Regions from separate parts of the Homo sapiens genome. Here all the other regions are linked to region 1. The links are chromatin contacts, found by Hi-C in ENCODE. All regions are on one chromosome and are shown on one strand. The core of a region is the stretch at or near the end of the contact, and the rest is flanking DNA. Distances in the headings are between cores, read along the strand shown.

The links. Hi-C counts contacts between places; a loop is a spot of excess contacts on that map. Pooled maps may share reads with other maps.
Region 2: a map of endothelial cell of umbilical vein shows a loop between it and region 1 (6-fold over the local background). The contact joins the promoter of CCT8 here to the promoter of ADAMTS1 in region 1. A Hi-C loop is called at or near these places in 3 of 168 maps with a recorded cell type or tissue (aorta, ascending aorta and endothelial cell of umbilical vein) and 15 of 50 pooled maps.
Region 3: a map of heart right ventricle shows a loop between it and region 1 (7-fold over the local background). The contact joins the promoter of BACH1 here to the promoter of ADAMTS1 in region 1. A Hi-C loop is called at or near these places in 2 of 168 maps with a recorded cell type or tissue (heart right ventricle and naive thymus-derived CD4-positive, alpha-beta T cell) and 8 of 50 pooled maps.

The regions. Positions count from the first base shown.
Region 1 is chr21:26,843,334-26,847,760 of GRCh38, forward strand. It overlaps ADAMTS1 (ADAM metallopeptidase with thrombospondin type 1 motif 1), which reads right to left and starts at 2,076. Exons shown (of 9, transcript NM_006988.5): 1 at 892-2,076. The coding sequence starts at 1,621. RefSeq lists enhancers at 2,260-2,860, 2,861-3,460.
Region 2 is chr21:29,070,889-29,075,051 of GRCh38, forward strand. CCT8 (chaperonin containing TCP1 subunit 8) reads right to left here and starts at 2,760. Exons shown (of 15, transcript NM_006585.4): 1 at 2,643-2,760. The coding sequence starts at 2,702. RefSeq lists enhancers at 1,832-2,743, 2,196-2,365, 2,744-3,655, 2,816-2,985.
Region 3 is chr21:29,296,646-29,300,816 of GRCh38, forward strand. BACH1 (BTB domain and CNC homolog 1) reads left to right here and starts at 2,277. Exons shown (of 5, transcript NM_001186.4): 1 at 2,277-2,308. LOC105369299 (a long non-coding RNA gene) reads right to left here and starts at 2,091. Exons shown (of 2, transcript XR_937652.3): 1 at 1-2,091. RefSeq lists a silencer at 1,802-2,711 and an enhancer at 3,942-4,051.

The DNA.
Region 1 (4,427 bases), core at 826-3,325:
TGAGACCCAACCCCTGCAGAAAGTCCTAAACTGGGCTGCGACCACTTTGCTCCCAGGAGCAGAGGAGCAGGGGAAAAGGGGAGAATTCTTTAAAAAATGACACGCGAGAGAGTTAAAGAAGGAAAAAGGCACCAAAGTGATGAAACAAAAAGAACTGGAGAATAAGCACTGCACAGAGAGAAGGCCGTAGCAGGAAGGACCGGCAGTGACTTTCAACAGTGCTTGAGAGCAGAATTATGGCCGCGAGAGGGAGTGCAAACTGGGAGGCGGGGCAAACCCGGGAAAGACCTCCCAAGCAGGTTCTGCGAAGGGGCCCCACCGCCTTCAGCCCGCCTGGGTCAGCCTTATAAGGGGGAAAGGGGACAGAAGTCTGCAGAACAGAGATCCTAGCGTAGCCGCTCAGGGTACCTTCCCAGGTCACCATTGCTCCTCTGCCCTCTCCACATCCGCCCTCCCGTGAGCGCAGGATGCACGCACAGGCAGCGGTTACAAAACTCAGCGCAACGTTGCAACCCGCACAAAAGGCGCACACAAAATCATTAAAAAGAAATACACAGAGTGGAAAGAACTCGCACAAGCTCCAACTCGCTAAAGGTGGAAGGAGTCAGGTTACAAACTCTCCCTCCCCGGCCTAAATGCTTTGCTTTAGTTTGCAGAAAATCGTTTGTCAGTTTTTTTCTTGGTTATTCATTATTCGGGCAAATGCAAGTATGTTTTCTAGCTGAGTTCACCAATCCAAACCTCAAACCACATTCCTCCACTCCAGGCCTCCGTTCTGTCCGCGGACTTATGATCCTGCCTGCCAGCAGGAGTCTACCCTGAAGTCGCGTGGGATAGATAAAGTGAGGAGAGGAGGATGAATGGACAGACAAACGAGAGCAATTCTTCTACCTGTGGGCTGTCCTACGCCTTGCAGTGCCGGGTCCTGCGGCGACCACTGAGCCCCTTCGTCCTCGCCCTCAGTCCCTTCGTCCTCGTCTTCGGTCTCCGCTTTCCCAGTCGGCCGGGGCTCGTCGTCCACGACCCCGCACGTGCCGCCGACGTCGCCCTGCCGATTCCGCCGCAGGAGGTGGAACTGTAGTGGTGCCGGCGGCTTCTCCCCTGGGGCGGCGGTGGCGAGGCGCTCGCTGGCGGCGGGCAGCGGCTGGATGAAATACGCCTCCCCCAGCAGGTAGAAGGCGCCGCGCACGCCCTCGCAGAGGCTGAGGGCGGCAGCCGAGCTGGGATCGCCATTCACGGTGCCGGAGTAGAAGCAGTGCGCCAGGTCGGTTTCCGGAAGCGGCGTCTCGGACCCGGATTTGCGCCCCACGTTCTGGAGCGTGAAGCCGGGCGCCAAAAAGCTGCTGTCGGGCCGCAGCTCCAGATCCAGCTGCTGGTCAAAGGCGTGCAGGCGGAGGCGCGTGGTCCCGTGTCCCGGGGCGCGCTCCAGCTCCGGCACCACTAGCTCCTCGTCCTCCTCGGAGGGGCGCCCGAGTGCGTCCGACACGGCCAGTAGCGCCGCGGCGAGCAGCAGCAGCGTGGGTACTGGCCCAAAGCTCCGAGACCCCGGAGCCCGCTCCGCGTTCCCCATGTCGCTGCCCAGCTTGCGCCTTCCGAACCCCTCGGGCACAGCTCGCTGCATTGGAGCCCCAGGAGACACCGCTCGTAGCAGCGCACGGAGCGAGGGACCTTTAGTTCGGGTCGGGAGAGCAAAGCCTCGTTGGCCTGCTCTGGATTGTTAAAATTAACAATTTCTATTATTCGTTGGAAGGGCGCGCAGAGCCGGCTACAGCCGAAGCTCCCGGAGTCACTAAAAGGAGGCGCTGCAGTTCTGCCGGCGCGCGGGAAGTTTTTCTTCCAGCGCAAAGTTGGAGACACTGAGAGGCAGGCGCAGGCAGAGTGGCTCTGCTGGGACAAGAAGCGCTCTGGGGCGCCTCCGGGGCTGAGGCAACGCGGAGATTGGTGCCTGGCGCCCCTCTTCGGCCTCCGCCTTGGCTGCGATGTTGCTCACTCTGCTCAGGGCTCTCCCCTCTCCGTCCGGTAGCGCACCCTGGCTTTGCAATAGCCCCTGGCTCGGAGCCGCTTTCCAGCGAGTGCAAGAACCGGGCAGCCGAGCGGTCCTTTTATAGTGGACCAGTGAAACCCCCACCCCCACCCCACTCCTCCCCTTTGGCCCTTTTCCATCCCAAAGACGCCGCCCCCGGCTCCGTTGGTGCTAAACCGCGCTCCGCGCTGCGGGCTCGGGAGGGGGAGGGGGCAGCCTCCGCGCTGGCTCCACGCCACTGCTCGTCAATCTAGGGGCGGAAGGGGCGCTGTGACCAGCACTTTGTACTGCTGGGGCCGCTCCAGGGAGAAGACTCTCCCTTCCACCGCTTTTCTCCCTCGCCGGTTTCCTGGACCACCCTTCCTCCCCACCGCCCGGTTGCGGTAACTCAGTTACCGCGCTGGGCTGCGGTTCCCAGGAGGGAGGGTTCGGTTGGAGAACGCAGTCCCTTCTTCAACATTTCCCTATCCTGGAGCTGCCCTGGGTCTCCTTCCCTCCTCCCTCAGTTCCCTCTTCCCCAATCTAGGAGATGAGCTAGGGCTACACTTTCTAGAAAAATACCTCACCCCACTTCTCCACCTTCCCAGCCTGCCAGGAGCTCCTTAGCCGCCGCCTGCTCTCTCTTCGCCCCAGCTTTTCTAGGGAAAGCTTGGCCCTGCGCTTCCCCCAGAAAGCATGCCTGGGTGAGGGGCCAGGTGACACTTCCTACGATCTGGATTTTAAAATATGTTTGCTTATGCCTTCACCCTCCACCAACCCCCACCCCGCACGCCACCTCTTCACCAGAGACGACTTTGTGAGGGCCCGGTTTCACATTTCTGGAATGGGTGATCTGGGACGCGGCTCAATTCCCTAGAGCATAAGGAGGGAATTGCGCTTTTTCTTCTTCATTCGAGAAATGATCGGCTCCCGCCAGTCTGCGTGCTTTCACTCAACAGCAGCTGCAAGCCCTAGGCCAGCGTCGCAGAAACGGCCAGGAACCCCACTTTCCTACCCGGGGGCCAGCAGCGATCGCTGGGGCTAGCAAGCGTGCAGAGGGGGAAAGAAGGAAATCGGCTTCCTTCCCGGACCCCTCCTTCCTCTTCCTACCAGGAAGGGAAAAGGCTATATCCGCGTTACGAAAGCGAGGAGAGGTCCACCAACAGGTCCTTAGGAAAAAAAACTGAGTGGCTCTTCTCTCCAAAAAGTGGGAGGGGCTCAAGGACCCAGAGGAAGGACGTGTTTCACAGGCGGAAAGCCGCGGGGACAATGGCGAGAGCGACCGCCCTAGCCCCGGGCGGACCCGCAACCCTCACACTCGCGCGCCCCCGCGTTAGTGCTCGAACTGGTCTCCGCCTTTCCGCCCCACTCCCGTCCGGTCTCTTGGTTGGCTCCAAGTAGATCTGGGTCCTTTCCTCGCTCCTCCCCAGATCTTCCCCACTTCAGTTGGCCCCAGCCAGAAGCGTCCCTTCTAGTTCTCCCACACGTCCCTCTTACAAGCTTTCTTTTCCGGATGCTTTCCAACTTCTTTTTTCCTAGCGAGATTGCTTACTTGAAAAACAAAAACAAAAACATTGCTTTCCACTCATCAGGAAAAATCAAATGAGCAAGAATGGCAGAGAGAAGCAACTCAGCTTACTTCTGAAGGGCTTAGTAACGACCTCTAGTCCCTACACATTTAGGAGTGGGTGGTTTCGTAGATTTAATTTTGGTTTCCTAAAATCACCCTCATCGTTGAACGTTGAATAATCAACCAAGGCCTTAGATATATTTTGACAGCGCTCGATTAACATTCTGATAGTGTTTCTGCCTACCTCTTTTCACTGAGTCTCTCCTTTGCAGCCCTCGCTGTCTCTCCCCCCCTCCCGCCGTTGCATTTCTCCTTCAAACTCAACATTGACATCCGCACACCTGAGTGTGTGATTCCTTTCTGCATTGTCAAGCATTGTCCAGCCTACCTCCTTCTCTTCGACTTCGAACTACGAGGATTATTCCTTCCTGTTTCTCTGTTTCCCAAGCGTCTTTTCCCAAACATCTGATCATTCCTACTTCCCAGTTTGGTTTTCAGACTTTTTTTTTTAACATTGTTATCTTCTATTACAGTAATTTTTTGACGGTCCATTTTCTATGATTTCATTTCATTTTACTGGTTCTTTCTAGCTAGAAAAAAGGCAAGATACTTGAGAGAACATATGAGGAAAGTCATGTTAGACTTTCAAGATATTGACCGCGGGATCACAAAAGCTTGAAGGCAAAGCCATCCGTACATTTTCAACCTCTTGCTTAGAAAAGGGCTCAGAAGATAATATATGGTGACAACAGTTACAGCCTCAGAGTGGCTTTGAGATGGAGATTTGAGATGGAGATTTTGGACACTCATAATCTCCATCTCAAGGAGAGGTGGCCCAGAGGCTGAATGAAGATG
Region 2 (4,163 bases), core at 1,510-4,009, 2.2 Mb after region 1:
TTTGTAAAGCCAGAAGTTCTTTAAGTATGTGCCACTGAAGTGTTTAGAGACTGAATACTTTTTTTGAATTGCAACATTATCCCAATGTATATGTATTGAAAAGCGAACTGCTCACGGTACTAAAAATTCTCACAAATTCTACACTGGACTTTTTTAGAGTTGAGGTTTACTTGGGTCCTCAGATATATTTCACTAATCTACTGTGCATGAGAACATTTCTTTAGAGAAGCGCTGCCCAATACAGTAGCCACTAGCTACATACATGGGGCTAGTGAAAGCAATCAAAATAAACTTTCAAGTAATTAAAATTAAAAAATTCAGTTCCTCAATTGCAGGAGCCACAGTTCAAATGCCCAGTAGCTACATGTGGGTAGTGAATATCACACTGGACAGCGCTGATACAGCGTATGTCCAGCACTGCAAAAAGTTCTATTTACATAGTACTGCTTTACAATACAAGCCATGATTTTGTGATCCAAAACCAAGGTTAATAGCCATTACTCTTTTTTGAGAGAGAGAGAGTCTCCTCTATCGCTCAGGCTGGAGTGCAGTGAGCTGAGATCGTGGCACGATCTCAGCTCACTGCAACCTGGGCCTCCCGGGTTCAAGCAATTCTGGAGGCTCAGCCTCCTGAGTAGCTGGGATTAGAGGTGCGCGCCACACCAGGTTGGTTTTTTTTGTATTTTTTTGAGAGGCGGAGTTTCACCATGTTGGCCAGGAACTCCTGGCCTCAAGTGATCCACTGACCTCGGCCTCCCCAGTGTTGGGATTACAGGTGTGAGCCACCAACCCCTGCCAATAGCCACTGCTTTAAAAGCATCTTCAGCAATAAGAACTGTTATTCCAGCAATAACACTTAAGTCTGAACTCCTGGCTTACACTCTTGCTTCTTCCCCTCACTCCCCATTCTGTGAGAAACTACCATTTGATCAGATCCCCTCATTCCCATACTTAAGACCCTTCAATGGTTTCCCAACCAGCTTAGGATAAAATGCAAATCCCTTTTCAAGGAAACAAGGCCCTACGTATCCCGGCCCTTGTATGGCTCCTCCTCTGAACTTACCATTCTTCCTTTCTTTGGTAAGCTTCAGCCCTACAACCTGTTGTTGTTGTTGTTGTTTTAAAAAAAAAACAGGTCAAAATCATTCCTTCCTCAGGGTCTTTGTACTAGTTAGTCCCTGAGCCTGGCATTTCCCCCTAAGTAAGAGGTCGGGGGAAACAGCCCAGGCTCAGGGGCTTCTCTCACTAAGCACTGAGCTAAGAGTTCTTCCCTAAACGTCTAAGTGTTCTGTCTATTCCTGATCCTTCTTTTACAGACATTTTTACCTCCTGTCATCCTCTACTATAGTGCAGTTTCTTTCATCATTATTTGGAATTCTCCTTTTATTTAATCATTATTTCTGCCTTAGAAGGACATAAACTCTACGACAAATGGGACTTTTGTCTTTCACTGCAGTTCCTTCAGTACCTATTTATTGAAAGAAATAGCTCAGTGTTCTGTAAAAAACTACTAGCACTGGAATGACAAATAATGTTTTGTGATACACGAGTTTTCCAAAACTGTATTAGTGAAAAAAACCCAAATTGGAAGCTATTATCTCAGCCTGATTTTTTCAAGGGAATCAGCCCATATCATTTTCAAAAGATTATTCCACCAACATTTACCTTGAACCCTGACATTTACTTACTATACCGACATTATTTGAAAAGTGCATCCTACAAACATGAACCTAGTTCTATTAAACTGTTAATGCTCCCCGTACCTCGCATAAAACCTTAAATTCAACCACACTGATCTATTTCTTGAATTAACAAAATCTGGAGGACACACAGAGGAATGCAATTTGAATAGCACAAGAGACAAATTTATCAATAGTGCAGTAAGATATTTTTTAAAACTATGCTACCGAACTAACGTTCAAGAAAAGGCCATTAAACAAAAGTGTTATCTGCACCCCTCTATCACTTATCCTGCAGATTACACAGAACTCAAAGACACCACCTCTTGGTCCAATCTCCATAATTTAAAGACGAAGGAAACAAAACCCAAGAAAGTTACATTTTAGATTAAGCCAGCTAACATAAGTTGGGACCGGAACTCATTTGGCTACAACGCATGGCTTCTGTCAACTAAGCTGAAAGCCGTATGTTTCTCACTGGGAAGCAAGCAACCAAGACCCGGCCCTTTTTCCCACTCTCTTCTCTGGATCGGCTAGTTCTCGTTCTTCCCCATCCTACAACTCGCGAGCTATGTGATAATCGACGTCGCAGTTCTCAAGACAATTTCATCTACGTTATTCAATTTCACCCTCACAACCTCCTTTAAGGGTGACGGGCCTTAGCCCCATTTACGGATGGAGGCAAAACGCACGCGCGGCTTCACATCCGTCCACCTTCAAGGTGTACAATGTCGATCGTGCCGCCGATCCCTCGGCCTTCTCCCGGTCGCGGAAGAAGAGAAGTGCCCGCAGGCTCCGGTGGCCGAGCCCTTCCAAAATCACCTCCCTTTCTGGAATCTTCTCTTCCCCCGGCCGCTGAGCCAGGGCAGCACGCTCAGCCCGTTAGTAGGCCCTCCTACTTCGCCGCGGCCGCCGCAGCCCTATGCTGACGCTCCCACCTCATTCCTTTCCTTCAGCCCTTACTTTCGCTCCCTCCTTGAGCATCTGGGCAAAGCCCGGAGCCTTGGGAACGTGAAGCGCCATGGCCAGCCTGCAGGAAGCAGTTCACGCGACCGCTCGGAAGACCGCGGAGGAAGCGAGGAGCACGCACAGCCTTCTGGGAAAGCAGCGTGGGGCCGCCTCACGCTCTTCCTGGCTCTCCAATTAGCCCACCCTTTCCCTGCCGCCAGGTCTGAAGCATCGCGAGAAGAGCAACCTCTGTGGCCAGAACCAAGCTGACGATCCCCGATCGGGTCGATCGATAGGGCGGGCCCAGGGAGCCCCTCGGGTTTCTGGCTCACGCACGCGCAGACAGCCCAGGCCGTGAGAGGTTGCTCCAGTCTGTGCTCTCTGACCGTAGTCAGTAGTCACGGCGTTAGATTTTTGCGGTTTTTGATCTGGAAGCCACACATCCTTAGCTTAATTTCCACGTATCTTCCAGACCCAGCCACCAACGTCAGGGCAGGTGTGCTTTTTTTTTCCCGAGGCAGAGCATCTGCCCCATCCCCCAAAATTGTCTCTAGGCGTCCGCTCTGTGTTGGGCACCATAGGAAGCGCTGGGAATGCGCACGATAATTAAAGTCGTCACTAAGAGTAATGTAGTACACATCAAGTGCTCAAGTGTGCCATATTCTGTGTGATCTGCTTTACATGCAGTATCTCTGTTAATGGTCAGTCTTAAAAATTAATGAATTGTCGGTTAAAATACCATTTAGTTTTCCTTCCATAAAATGGAGACGATACCATTAAAAATTAAAAATTAAATGGTACTGTCTCTATTTTGTAGAAGGGAAACTGAAGTTCACAAACTGTAAATAATTTTCCCAAGATCACAGAGCTAGTAAATATTAAAGCTAGAATTCCTATCTAGATCAGACTTATTGCAAAATGCCGGTTCTTAACCACTATCTATATTCCTCTTTTCTACTTCTTCCTGGGAATATAAATCCCTTTTACTCTTTTAAGATCAGATATAAATACATATTTATTTATCTGATTTATATATATAATATACACATTTTATATAAATATATCTGATTTATATATGAATTTATAGATAAATATAAATCCCTTTGGCTTGGTGGCATGCACCTGTAGTCTCAGCTGCTTGGGAGGCTAAGGTTGGAGGATCTGCTTGAGCCTGGGAGGTTGAGGCAGCAGTGAGCTGAGATCATGCCACTGCACTCCAGCCTGGGCAAGAGTGAGGCCCTGTCTCAAAAAAAAAAAAAAATTGCAAAAATGTAAATGCCACTGATATGGTTTGGATTTTTGCAAAAATGTAAATGCCACTGATATGTTTGAATTGCCTGCCCAAATATGATGTGGAATTATAATCCCCAGCTGTTCTTGTGATAGTGAGTGACTTCTCATAAGACCTGGTTGTTTAAAAGTGTGTGGCACCTCCCCACTCTGTCTCTTCCTCCTCCTCCAGCCTTGTAGGATGTGTCTGCTTCCCCTTCACCTTCCACCTTGATTGTCAGCTTCCTGAGGCTTCCCCAGCCATGC
Region 3 (4,171 bases), core at 1,027-3,526, 2.5 Mb after region 1:
GTGCATGAGGCCCTTCTCATACTGACTCGGTTTCATTTCATTCTCCAGTTTCATTTTTCGTCCTGTCCCTACTACATGCCATAAGCTTGAAGACCACATGCTTCAGTATTAAAAATGCAGACCCTTAGGTCCTACTCAGATCTACAAAATTAGCATCTTTTGGGGGTGGGACCCAGGAATCTGCATTTTTTTTTTTTTTTTTTTTTTTGAGATAGAGTTTTGCTCTGTCGCCAGGCTGGAGTGCAGTGGCGCGATCTCAGCTCACTGCAACCTCCACCGCCCAGGTTCAAGCGATTCCCCTGTGTCAGCCTCCTGAGCGGCTGGGACTACAGGCGCACACCATCATGCCTGGCTAATTTTTTGTATTTTAGTAGAAACGGGGTTTCACCATGTTGGGGTTTAGTAGAAACGGGGTTTCACCATGTCGATCTCCTGACCTCGTGATCCGCCCGCCTTGGCCTTTGAAAGTGCTGGGATTACAGGCATGAGCCACTGCTCCCGGCCGGAATCTGCATTTTAACAAGCAAACCAAATATTCTTCCCCATAATGAAGCTTGAGAGTCACTCACTTGACTTGATACTCTTAGCACATCTGTATACCTTTGTGAGAACTTCTCAAATAATTAAACCTATCAGGGCATACATCATAATTTTCAGGCTAGAAAATGTCACTGCTATTATCTAAAGAAGCAAGAGTTCCTCCCAAAGAGGAGGGTCTGATCTTCCCCTAGAAAAAACTGCACAGGTGTAGAAAAAACTGCATAGGTGTAGAAAAAAGACACTGCAATTCCACTGGCTCAAGGTGGAAGGAGAATAAAGCCTCGGACACTCCCATGTGTCTGCAAGAACTTCAATCCTTCTTTCATGGTGTATTTCCAAGTGTCCTTTCCTCCTGTTTCACTAAATATCTGCACTCTCACCATGAACTGAGGCAGCCTGGGATGCGAGGTACCTCCTACCTCTGGACCCTATCTAGACTGCTGGGTTCCACTCTTCCCAATCAAGACCCAATGCAAATGTCACCTGCTCCAGGAAGCCTCCCCTAATTCTAGGTCATAATGTATCACTTCACCCCTCGCACTCTCATCCAATTTCACTTGTGTGATTTTCTCATGTATTTTGGATGTAGCTCAAACGTCCCCAAGTCCCACAGCCTGTGGGTGCAAATGCAGTCATGTTAGTCGTAATACCTGAATTATTATCTTGGTATCCTTTTTGCCCCGGGAACTCCAGGGCTGTGTTCTTGTTGCTGGCTCCAAAGCTAACAATAAAATCCCTTCACACAAATCGTCCTTTGGCTTCAGACCTCAAGGTCCGTGTCATCTCCGCAGGAACCCTCGTGGGGTTGGCGTGCCCAGTCCCCTCCGCTGCGCGTGCATCCCGCTCCGCTGACAGCCAGTGCTTTGGTTCTCCAGAGGTGTTAAATGGCTTGGGAACATAATTTCAAAACGGACAGTTGGATAAACACCAGAATAAGCACCAGAAGATGACAGCGGAACCAAGGCTCGAGATGGGCCGGCTGACACCACTGGGCGCTGAACCTGGCTGGAAGCTTCCTGGCAGCGACAGCGAAAAGGGAACACCTGTCGTGGGCGCCCTTGTTTCACTGTCAGTAAGAAGTAGAGCAACTGCTAGACGCGCTCCACAAAACCCTGGACGCACTTCATACACACCCCCACCCCAGCAAGCTCAAGTACCCTGTGAACCTGGACGCCCACCACCCCCAGGGCAGGCAGCGAGGAGCTCTTCAAGGGGTAAAGCGACCCCTGTGGGGCCAGCGCCCGTCCTCTCTCCTGCTGTTCGCGGGCACCCGGGCACGCGGCGACTCGGCTGAATTAGGGCGTCCTGCAGCTCCCGAGGCGAGGAGGCGCTTGGCCTTTCCGTTCCGCCCTCAGAAGGGAGAGGAGAGGTGGTCCTCGAGTGGGAGTCAGTTCAGGATGCGGGCTGTGCCACGCGCGGAGGTCCGGGGACCCCACCGCCGCCTCCTCGAGGCCCGCCCCGCCCCTTACGACCCGTCCCTGCAACCCCCCGCGTGGGCTTCCGGCCGCGGCGACCCCTGCCCCGCGCTATTGCGCGCGCTCGTTCGCTGACAGAGGCTTCGAGGGCGGCAGGGCGGGGCTTCGGCGCCGGGGGCGGGGCCTTCAGCGGGCGGGCGGGGTTTTGGCGCCGCGAGGTGGCGGCAGCAGAGCGGCGCAGAAGGGAGGGGGCGGCTGGCCGCGCGGAAGGAGTGAGTCACCTGACCGCTGCCCTCGCCGCCCGCCGGGCGCTCTCGCTTCAGTCAGTCGGGCCGCGCCGCGCCTCAGCTCTGGTGAGTGGCTCGGCCGTCCCGCCGGCCCTTCTCCGGGAGGGTTGGCGCGGTCAGGGCCGCGGGCCTGTGAGGGGAGGCCGGCGGACAGGTCCAGTGAAGGCGCGGGCGGGCCGGGGGCGGCTCTTTCTGGGCTGGGCGGGGCGCGGGGGGCACGTATCGGGGCCCGCGGGGGGCGCCGGCGGCCGGGATCCTGGAAGTGGCCGCGACGCCGGAAGGGGCGTCCCGTCGGCGGCCGAACCCCCTGCACTGCCGGAGCTGTTGTTTACCCGCGCGCGCCGTACTTTACCCGGGGCGGGCGGGGGCTGGGGGCCGCGGGGTCCCTGCCCCACCCCCCTCCCTGCCCTCGGGCGCCAGCCCGGCCCCTCGCCCGCGGCCCGCCCGGGCTGTGACACATCAGCACCGCCCTCGCGGCTGGGGCCCCGTATTGTCCTCCGCCGCCTCCCACCGCATGCCCAGCCTCGCGTCTACTCAGCCCGGTGGCTGTCGCGCGTGGAATCGCGTAAGAAAAGCCGAGTTTGTGGCTGGGGAGAGAAGGCCACCGTGCTGAGCTGGATTTAGCGAAGACTGGTTTTGGGGACCGGAGAGCCCAGGACTCCCTTTGTTGGAGTTTTGCCCACGCGTTGTAATTAAGCCTCGCACAATATGGTGAGAGTGGGCGTTGATTCTGGAGACACCAGCTTTGTGCTCGTGTAATGTAACACGAGTGCCGTTGCTTTCTCATTCTTACACGGCAGTTTCATGTCATTGAGTAGAATTGTGCGGAATGCTTTTATGGAGTGAGGCTTCTGCGTTAAACTTGTGCTGATTCCAGGTAAAGTGTAGTAGTAATTGTGAAAGAACGTGTATGAGGAAAACGAGCTACAATGTCATGCTTGGAGGAACAAAGAATGTTTTGTAGGATGCTTTGCTTTTTGGAGAATTGTGTAGGGGTAGGGACTGTTACCCATGGATGATGCTATGGGAATTTGATCATGTATTTGAACACCCTTTACATCAGAGGGTCTGCATTGAATGCAGTTCAGAAGGATAAAGGGTGGAAATCCCAGATGTGTTAGTGGCAGAGCACTTGAGCGCTTCACATAGTCAAGCAGAGAAATGGGAAGAGGTCGGCTTGCTTCTTCCTGGTCTTTGGGTAGTGGTGCAAGGGCTGGGCTGGGCTTGAAGGCACTTGCCACTTCTGCCTTTGGACATCTTGAAGAAGCTTAGGGAAGAAAGGCTCCCGGTGAGTCAGCTTGGAGTAGGGTGACTTTGGCGTAGTGATTCTTGTATTGTTGTTTAACCTATGTTTCTGTCAAGTGGTTTACTGTTGTTCGGTATGTTGGTTGGTTAACAAGGTAGGATGACTCTCTAAAAAGTTGGGTTGCTGAGTCATTCGCCCCAGCTTGAGAGGTAATTAGAAACAGCTGGTGCAAATACTCTCATCACATGCCTCCACTATAAAAGGCCAAAGAGCGCTCTAGAGAGGTTGCTTCAGAAGGCTGAAGGGGACCCAGCTGGGGTTGTTTTGATACAGGTTATCAGTGGGTGAAGTGGAAGAGCACTCTTAGGCAGTGGCCAATAGCACTGAGGCGGGTTTAAAGACGGAGCCTCGTGACCTGCTGTCTGAGAATAAATTTGCGCTGGAGAGAGCTAAAACTGGGGAAGAAATTTGCAGCTAGGGGTAACCCAATAAAAAATATTGTAACAAAAATATTTACTACTCTTACTGGACTTAGTTTCCTTTTTGTGGTTTCTGTTACGTGGTCTATAAGTTTCAAGCAGTGAGCTTAATTTGTGCGTCATAAAAATTTGGTTATGAGTACACAGAAGGGACTTGCTCTGTTTCTCATGGCCCTTGGCTTTTCATGCATACACAAGAAGTTT